2 separate regions of the Homo sapiens genome follow, and region 1 is linked to region 2. A link is an interaction called in ENCODE POLR2A ChIA-PET data of the cell type or tissue named here. Cell type or tissue: A673. All regions are shown on one strand. Links, peaks and the distances in the headings refer to the core of each region. The heading gives the core; the rest is flanking DNA.

Region 1 (4,403 bases), core at 329-4,328, 1.6 Mb before region 2:
TCCTCTGGTTTCAGTTTCCTTGAAAACCAGAGTTTACTGGCAAACAGTATCAATTTGACTAAGCCTAGTACAGGTGTTCATTATTAGGATGGGGCTCTGGAAGCTGCAGGAAATAACTCCTAAGGGTCTGACCTCCAAAACCTGCTGCCCACTGACTTATGCTTTTAAAAACATTGGAAGCAGCAAGGAAAATAATTACAAATCTGAGGCTAGGTGTGGTGGCTCACACCTGTAATCTCAGCGATTTGGGAGGCCAAGGCAGGAGGATCACCTGAGACCAGGAGTTGGAAACCAGGCCAGGCACTGTAGCAAGACCTCCACCTCTACAAAAAAAAAAACCACTTTAAAAAATTAGCCAGGTATGGTAGAGCACACGTGTGGTCCTAGCTACTTGGAAGCCAAGGTGGGAGAATCCCTTGAGCCCAGGAGTTCAAGGCTGTAGTGAGCTATGATCACACTTCTGCACTCCAGCCTGGGCAACAGAGTGAGACCCTGTCTCAATAATAATAATAATAATCATCATCCTAATTCTGTTGCAAATAGTATTCAAGTAAATGAAACCTGAAGGCTAGTGTCATTCAACACAGCAATAGAAAGACGAGGATGCCTTGGGTATAGGAGTTGAGATCTATTTGGACCAAGTTTTCTGAAGGTATGGCTTTAGAGATGAGCTTCTCAGGCTGCACCTGTTGTTTTTAGCTCATAGTATTGTAAATGGTGCTGGATTTAGCCGATGACAATTTACCAGCCTATCGTGAATTTACCAGTAGGTAGGGTACTGTGTGGTACAAATCAACTATGGTGTGGATTGAAAAGCATGCTATGAATTGAGAATTAAAATACGCATTTAGGAAACAACACAAAATTGCAAAAATCATGGAACCTGAATCTGAAAGGGGTCTTAAAAATAATCTAGTCTAGTAATTTTTAATCCTGACTGGAAATTAGAATCTAGGTAATTGGCCTGTGGTTGGAGCCCAGATATTGGTATTGTTTAAAAACTCTCACACGCGATTTTAATGTGCACTTAGTTTTAACAATCACTTTTCTGGAACAGTGGTTCTAGACTAACTTTGTGTTGTAAGTATGAACAGGTTTTAGAATTTCCTGAAGTTTGTCAAAACATTGATCCCTGGGCTTTAGTCCCAGATATTATGATTTAGCAGGGCTTGGTTTTGTTCCAGGAATTTTCATCTGTAATAAGCTCCTGGTGATACTGATGCAGGTGGTTAGGTGACCACATTCTTGGATCCACATCCAGGCCAGTGGTCCTCAAACTTTGTTGTGATTATTCATGAAAATATAAATAATATAGAGATTAAAATATGGATTGCTAGGTCTCACCCTCAGAGTTTCTGATTCAAGATTTGCATTTTTACAAGCTCCCATTGGTCCCACACTGTGAGAACCACTGACTCAGGTCATTCGAGGATGAGGAAGTACATGTTAGAACCATCTGATGTGCTTTCTTCAAACTATATCTGCATCGTCCCCTCTACATTCCATGAGATTCCGTATGGTCCAAGTCAGAAATCATTGATACAATAACCCTCTGTTATGAATGGGCATGTCATTCTTTCATTTCATAGTTAAGGATATTTAGGTTTAGAATGAAAATGACTGAACCATGATCACACAGATATTGGGAGTGTACCTGTGGTCAGTGCCTGCAACATATCTCATCCCACAGTGAAAGCCCTGATGGACATTCCAAAGAAGAACAGAGGGGAAAGTCTAATTTCATCACTTCTCAGATTAGCCTAGTACTGGCCCTGGCTTCACCACAGAGGAATGAATGAAAGGTAAACAGCTTCCATTGCAAAGAAAAATAACATCTGTATAAGATTGGAAGAAGATCCTAAAGGGACATAACATTATATTCTTCCTCCTTTTTGCCAGAAACAGGATGCTATTGGTATTGCATAGTTCGATTCCAATCCTGAAAAAAAGTGGAAGATGGAAGTCAACTTTATGGTCTTTCCATATTTTATTTTCTTGGTCTTTCTTTCTATAAACCAAAATGAACTTCACTGCATTTTTTGAGTAGACAGGAACACACCAAAGTAAATAATGTACCACCCATAAGTGGAGCATGGGATCACAGACAAAGGCATTAGCAGCAGGAGTATTGCAACAAGTTTTCCCCTCACCTACACACACACACATTCTTAAGCCCCTGATATTAGTGAGGAATGATAGTGCCTTAAATAAAATGCACTGCCCATTAGAACTAAGTTTTTCTTCTTCCATCAACTTGCATTGTACATAAAGTAAATATGAATTGGGTTTACACATATACTACCCTTTCTCACTATCGGTAACTGCCATTAGAAGACTTCACTATACAGTTTCAGTCACAGCTTATGTGCAGTCATCCTATTAATAGCATTAGCATGTGGCAATGTATCATCCAAGCTTTCTAATTGGTTGAGTTGCCTTTTTGTTTTACTGAACATGAGAGTGACTCATGCAACTGCCACCCTTCGGCACAGATAGAGGATTTTCTGTTATTAGGCTGAAAAATACCATATTTCAGTTTACTAAATTGCACATCAAGAACCTCAAGACAATTACTATACTTCACTCTATGAGCCATCTATTCATCTGCTACCAGCCACTTACCTAGAGCTTCACGTTGATTCTGAAGCATAATTAATAGATCAAGTGGCTTCTTATTCACACATAACTGAATGAGCATGTGTGCTCTACCAGGCAGGCAATCTGTGCGCCTCATAACGCAGATTTGATTTTGACTTATTGGCATTTATGCCAAGAATTTGTGGACTCGAATAGTTGACACATAGCGCTACACTGGCAGCTTTAAAGCTGATACACAGATTTGTGTCTGACATTAGCTGTCCCAGTGGTGCAGTCTGTGACACTTCTCCCAGCCATGCAACTGTAAGACGCCTTCCAAAGATTTGGTAGAAAAGCAGCGTGCCCATATGATGGCATAAGCAGGTTAAGTATATTTCCAGTCACCCTACCCCCAATAGATCCAGGGATATGCCCAAATAGAATAGAGTTGCTTGATTATAAGGTGGTGCTCAGTTGCATTATGACTCCTATTAAAGTTTGACCAGTGTCCTTGGTAAATAACTCAAGTATTCTGCTCCCTTCCCCCAGTCCCCTTGAACTAGGGCAGTTTTTGAATCTATGAGCCACTCTGAGTATGGCAAGATGATAACCTTCACTGACAACCAATGCTCAAAGCAGGACAAAGACCCAGATAGCCTGTCTTCATCTCAGAAAGAAAAGCAAGTATGAATTCTTAATTCCTTCTGGTTCTCTTATTCTCACTTTAAAACCAACTTCCTCTGGTCAAACAATTTCTTTGAATCTGTTTAAACTATATATTTCAGTTAGAGGATGCAAAACCAGAAATTAGAGGAAAATAAAATTGGATCTCTCTTTTGTGCCTAGCTATATGCTTGTTGGCTTAAAAAACACACAGTCTGATTTTAGATATTAAGATCCATAATGGTGAAGCAACATTTGAGGGTCCTTCTAAGTGTTCATGAGCTACAAAGCAGAGAAGAAAAATCCCTTGGGAAGAAGTCAAGAGATGATAGGCTCCAAATTGATCCTGCCTCTTATAAACTATTGTAGCTTGGGGATGTGCCTGTTTATACACCAAGTTTCTGTTCCTTCATCTTCAAAATGGAAATATTACTTTATAATTTTGGTTTAAGAACCAGATGACAGCATACATGAATGTAGAAGCCTAAAAGTGTGTATAATATTATACACACATACACACACAAAAAAAAATCTGTAACAAGATGTTCTACCCTTACATAGATGTGAAAGGCAAGAAGATGATAAGACTTTTGGTAATGGAGGGGACAAACTTCTGCAAAATAGGCTGTATAAACTCCAAGTGCTAATACACTCAATGTTCGCTATGTATAAGAGAGTGTAGTATGCTGAGGGAAGTGTAATAATGAATACAACTAACAATTTCTGACTTAGTGATCTGGGGAAAAAGATGGATATGAGGAATAACTAATATTTGCCTAATGAGACAAGTGGCCATGATGCTTGGCCACAAAACTGTTGCCCAGGACTCAGGATGCTGCATTTCTTCTCTTTCCTTCATCCTAAGAGACCATGAGTCTCCTTGGAGACCTGCGAACTCCACCATGTGACAAGAGCAGATGCCAACCTGGGTTTCTTCAGACTGCACAGTAGCATAAAAGGTGGAAGCCATTCCACTCATCAGCAAACACAAATGACTATAGTGTGAAATCCTACCCACAAATTTAAAATAAATGATGCAAACTTCTTTATTTTTAAATTTATTAGGGTAAAAATGTTCAATGATTGCTACTAAATTGGAGTGTCTGTAGGCAGGGTAAACCTCTGCCAGGCTTCCCAGGAGCCCAAGACTGTAACAGCTGTCC
Region 2 (4,403 bases), core at 155-4,154:
ATAGAAAGAATAACATTCAGAAGTTGTGGAAAACCTGACTCTTTTCCTTTAAGTTACTCTAATAGTAAGATCAAGTTTAAGTAGCCTGGGCGTGGTGGCTTACACCTGTAATCCCAGCACTTTGGGAGGCCGAGGCGGGCAGATCACGAGGTCAAGAGATGGAGATCATCCTGGCCAACATGGGGAAACCCTGTCTCTACTAAAAATACAAAAATTAGCTGGGCGTGGTGGCACATGCCTGTAGTCCCAGCTACTTGGGAGGTTGAGCCAGGAGAATGGCGTGAACCTGGGAGGCGGAGCTTGCAGTGAGCTGAGATCGCACCACTGCACTCCAGTCTGGTGACAGAGTGAGACTCCGTCTCAAAAAAAAAAAAAAAAAAAAAAAGTTTAAGTCAAAAACTAATTAAACTCCATTAGGGAAAAATGAAAATTTTATATGTTTGGATTTAAATCTACTAGAGTGACAGTTGATTTACTAGCTTCCAACAAGCCTGAGAAGAGGAAGCCCAGGAATGTGAGATTTTCTGACGAGTAAGATCTACACACTGTGCAGAGTGGTGGATTAAATTAATTCAAAGCTAGTGAGCTCATTTTACAACTTAAAGGAACAAATTCAATTTCCTAAATAAAAATTTTATGACTTAAGGGAACAAACACAATTTCCTATAGTAAACATGGTTTGCTTATTTACGTGGTTAAACTATTTGTATTTATGTCTGGTGTCCTCCCATTAACTATCAATAAACAAAGAGAGGGTTTTATTATGAAGGTAATGGAATTTGCATAGTTAAATCTGTTTAATCTTAAAAGACCTTTGCCCTACCTGGATCTGTGATTATACCAGGACTTAACGATTAACCAGCTCACTCTTACCTTTCCCAAGAAAAGTAAGGGCTGGCCAACCATTTTGGATTTCCCAAGCCTTTTCATTAAATAAGATGGAGACTTAGATGTGAACAAATGAGGTCTGCCTAAGAAATTAAAACCTATAACTTCTGGTTTCCCCAGCATTGACGCAAGACTGTCTCCAACTGGCTGTGTGACTGCCCCCAACTGGCTATAGGATGGGGAGGAGTCTGAGCTGGTGGGGTTGGTTCATCCATCTCTAAGGGGTGTTCAAATCTTGCCCTCTCTGCTTCTGTGTGTTTCTGGAGCTGGAGCCTGTGGTGTGGCCAATGGCAGGCAGCCTGTGGCAGAAAGTTGAGCTTTAGAGCTTCTACTTTCAAAGTTCTTTAGATAAGAGAGCAGTTCATGATGATTTCTTAACTGAAGAAATACTGTCAGTATTTTTTCATGGATGGGCTTTAAACAATCATCAAAAATAAGCAACAAACAGACAGGCAAAGCCATTGCCTAGTCTCTAGTTCACTCCTCTGCTTTCCCCCTTCTGGTCCTGCCCTGGCTCCACTGGGTGAAGTAAATCCAGCCTGTGTGACATGTGGAGTCTTGCAGAAAGAGGCAGTGGGCAAGATATCTCAGCTGGTTTCTCCCAATGGAGGGTTTGGCTAGGATGGGATTTCCTGCAGGGCGTGTGTGGTGAGGAGGTGGAAATCATTTCTCATCTCAAAACGTAATCCCTCTTTCCCTACTGTGAATATAGCCACCCCCAGAGCCTATCAGGCACATCCCTTGCTCTTTTTAATAAAGCCCTTTCACTTGGGGTAAGCTCTGTTAGGTGGACATGTACTATTCAGCTTAGTCTTCATGCTCTGCTGCTGGGGTATTATCTGCCCATAGCCTGTTACAGCAGGTTTGAAGGCTGCCGGAAGAACTGCAAGTACCTCATGCTGTTGTGCCCTCTCTAGAACAATTTAACAGCATGAGTTGTATTATCATAGTCAATTAGGATTGCTGTACATCTCCCTCCTGCCATGAGACTCATTTATTACCAAATTTAAGCATATTTCTTTGACTGATTTATTCAACACTGTTAGGTGCCATTGATTCCAAAAATTTGGGGAGTACATATTTTTATGTGTGTGTGTGTGTGTGTGTGTGTGTGTGTGTGTGTAATACAGGGTTTAAGTAATGCTTTTGCAGAAAGAGAAACTCTTCCAAATACACACTACTTCTCAAGGAACCTGTATTTCAAGGAGTGCTAGAAAATCCAGCAAAGCAGCTGTTAAACCACTTCCATCCCACCATGACAAATAGTCCAATCTAGCTAGGATTCCTTTCTTTCTTCTCTCTCTCTCGGCACTTACAATTTGACAACTAACTTTTGGACTCTAGGGACTTATCTTCTTCCAATCCATAATTACATTCTTAAGAACTCAGTCCCTTGGAGACTCACCAGGACTTTGCATTCTTTTGATCTGCATGAGGAGGCGTTCTATATTAAGAACTGCTGATCTTTTCCTGGGACCCCCATTTGGAAGGACTGTCTGAAAGATTCCACTTGCATGGTTGGCCTGGCATGAGCTAACATCTCTCTTCAGCTGCTGTGGAATGTTCCTTGGGAGACAGGTGCTCTAGGTGCAATTATGGCTGACAGGGACGTCAGCCAGAGGAGGCCTCTGCTTCATGGGGATGGCGCATGCATGTGGCACTCCTTGTTTCTCTGTAGAACCCTGCGACTCCCCTTCTCACTTCCCCCTTCTGAAACTTCCTTTCACCAGGGGACCTCAGCCCCGCATGTACCCCTTGCAGCCCCTTAGCCTGCTGCCTTATACCACGGAGCAGGCGGAGAGCTCCCAGTGTGGGGGACCCTTGCCCAGAGTTGGGGGTGGCAGCAACCCTCCATGAACCTGCTCTTTTTGGCCTGGCCTTGGCTTTTCTCTGCTGTAATCAATAATCAATAATTCCACATCCTATTTTCTGAGGGCCCTGTTCACCCTGACCTCCAAGGAGACAGAGTTGTCAGATCATTATACGTGAGCAGTGAAGCTGGGTGTGGTGGCTCACACCTGTAATCTCAGCACTTTGGGAGGCTGAGGTGGGAGGATTTCTTGAGGCCAGGAGTTTAAGACCAGCCTGGGCAACACAGTGAGACCCCATGTCTAAATATATATATATATGTATGTATACATATATACACATATATATGTATGTATACATATATACACATATATATGTATATATACAAATTAACCAGGCCCAGTGGCACATGCCTATGGTCCCAACTACTTGGGAGGCTGAGGCAGGAGGATCACTTGAGCCCAGGAGGTCGAGGCTACAGTGAACCATAATAGCACCACTGCATTCCAGCCTGGAAGACAGAGAAGACTCTATCTCTAAAATGTGTGTGTGTGTGTGTGTGTGTGCAGTGATTGCGCAGGATCCTTCCAAAGGATATTTGCATTGTTTCCTGGGCCTCTAGTGTATGCTGTCCAATATGGTAGTCTCCAGCCACAGGTGACTGCTGAGTAATTTAAAGATGGCTAGTCTAAATTAATAAGCACTGTAAGCATATGAAAAACACACTGGAAGCCTGGGTATGGTGGCTCACGCCTGTAATCCCAGCACTTTGGGAGACTGAAGCAGGTGGATCACCTGAGGTCAGGAGTTTGAGACCAGCCTGGACAATATGGTGAAATCCCATCTCTACTAAAAATATGGACAAAAAAAAATTAGCTGGGCATGGTGGCGGACGCCTGTAATCCCAACTACTTGGGAGGCTGAGACAGGAGAATCACTTGAACCTGGGAGGCCGAGGTAAAAGTGAGCTGAGATCAAGCCACTATACTCCGGCCTGGGCAACAAGAATGAGACTCCATCTAAAAAAAAAAAAAAAAAAAAGAAATACACATTGGATTTTGGACACCTACTATCAAAAAAAGAATGTAAAAATATCTTATTAATCATGTTTTATATTGATTATATTTTGAAATGACAGTATTTTACATATATCAGGTTAAATAAAATATATTCAAAGTTAATTTCATCTGTTTCTTTTTAGTGTTTCTTAATGTAGCATCTAGAAAATTTTAAATTATGTTTGTGGCTTGCATTATATTCCTTTTCACACAGTGCTGCCCTAGTGTATGTTTGAAAAGCCAGGCAAGCTACTCCAGAGGCTGAGGCACAAGAATCTTTCGAACCCGGGATGTGGAGGTTGCAGTGAGCAGACATCGTGCCACTGCACTCCAGCCTGGGTGACCGAGGGAGACTCCACCTCAAAATAAATAAATAAATAAATAAATAAATAAATAGCCAGGCAGCTGGGGAGAGATTTTGAGCAGGGATCCTGAGAAAGCACATTTTTTTTACGATGCTTACTGGCTCCCTCCAAGAATAAGGGTGGCTTTGATGGGGGGTTTGGTGGGCGTGAGCTACTGCAGTAGTCTCCTGTCCTGTAACGTGAGGTGTGGGGTGAGCAAGGAGGGAGGAGGTAAAAGAGAAAGCTAAGTCATTGGCAGAGGCCGAAATTCCTGCCCCTGGATGGGACAGTCACAGCCCTGACG

What was found. Peaks named below come from ENCODE experiments on the same cell type or tissue, not always from the same donor. Only the 100,000 strongest peaks of a DNase experiment are listed, where the experiment ranks them.
Region 1: POLR2A ChIA-PET joins it to region 2 with 6 read pairs; 1 of 35 experiments calls an interaction of 5 or more read pairs at or near these places.

What each region holds. Positions count from the first base shown.
Region 1 is chr18:52,390,381-52,394,783 of GRCh38, reverse strand. All of the region lies in intron 1 of DCC (DCC netrin 1 receptor), which reads right to left. Among named protein-coding and RNA genes, the nearest start is that of DCC, 52 kb to the right of the region's middle. In A673, for the core only: no CTCF peak of the experiment used is centred there; a DNase peak (open chromatin) is centred at 2,413; H3K27ac peaks cover 3,000 bases.
Region 2 is chr18:50,788,458-50,792,860 of GRCh38, reverse strand. No RefSeq gene overlaps it. Among named protein-coding and RNA genes, the nearest start is that of MRO, 29 kb to the left of the region's middle. In A673, for the core only: CTCF peaks have their summits at 854 and 1,058 (motif pointing left); DNase peaks (open chromatin) are centred at 1,090, 1,700 and 2,180.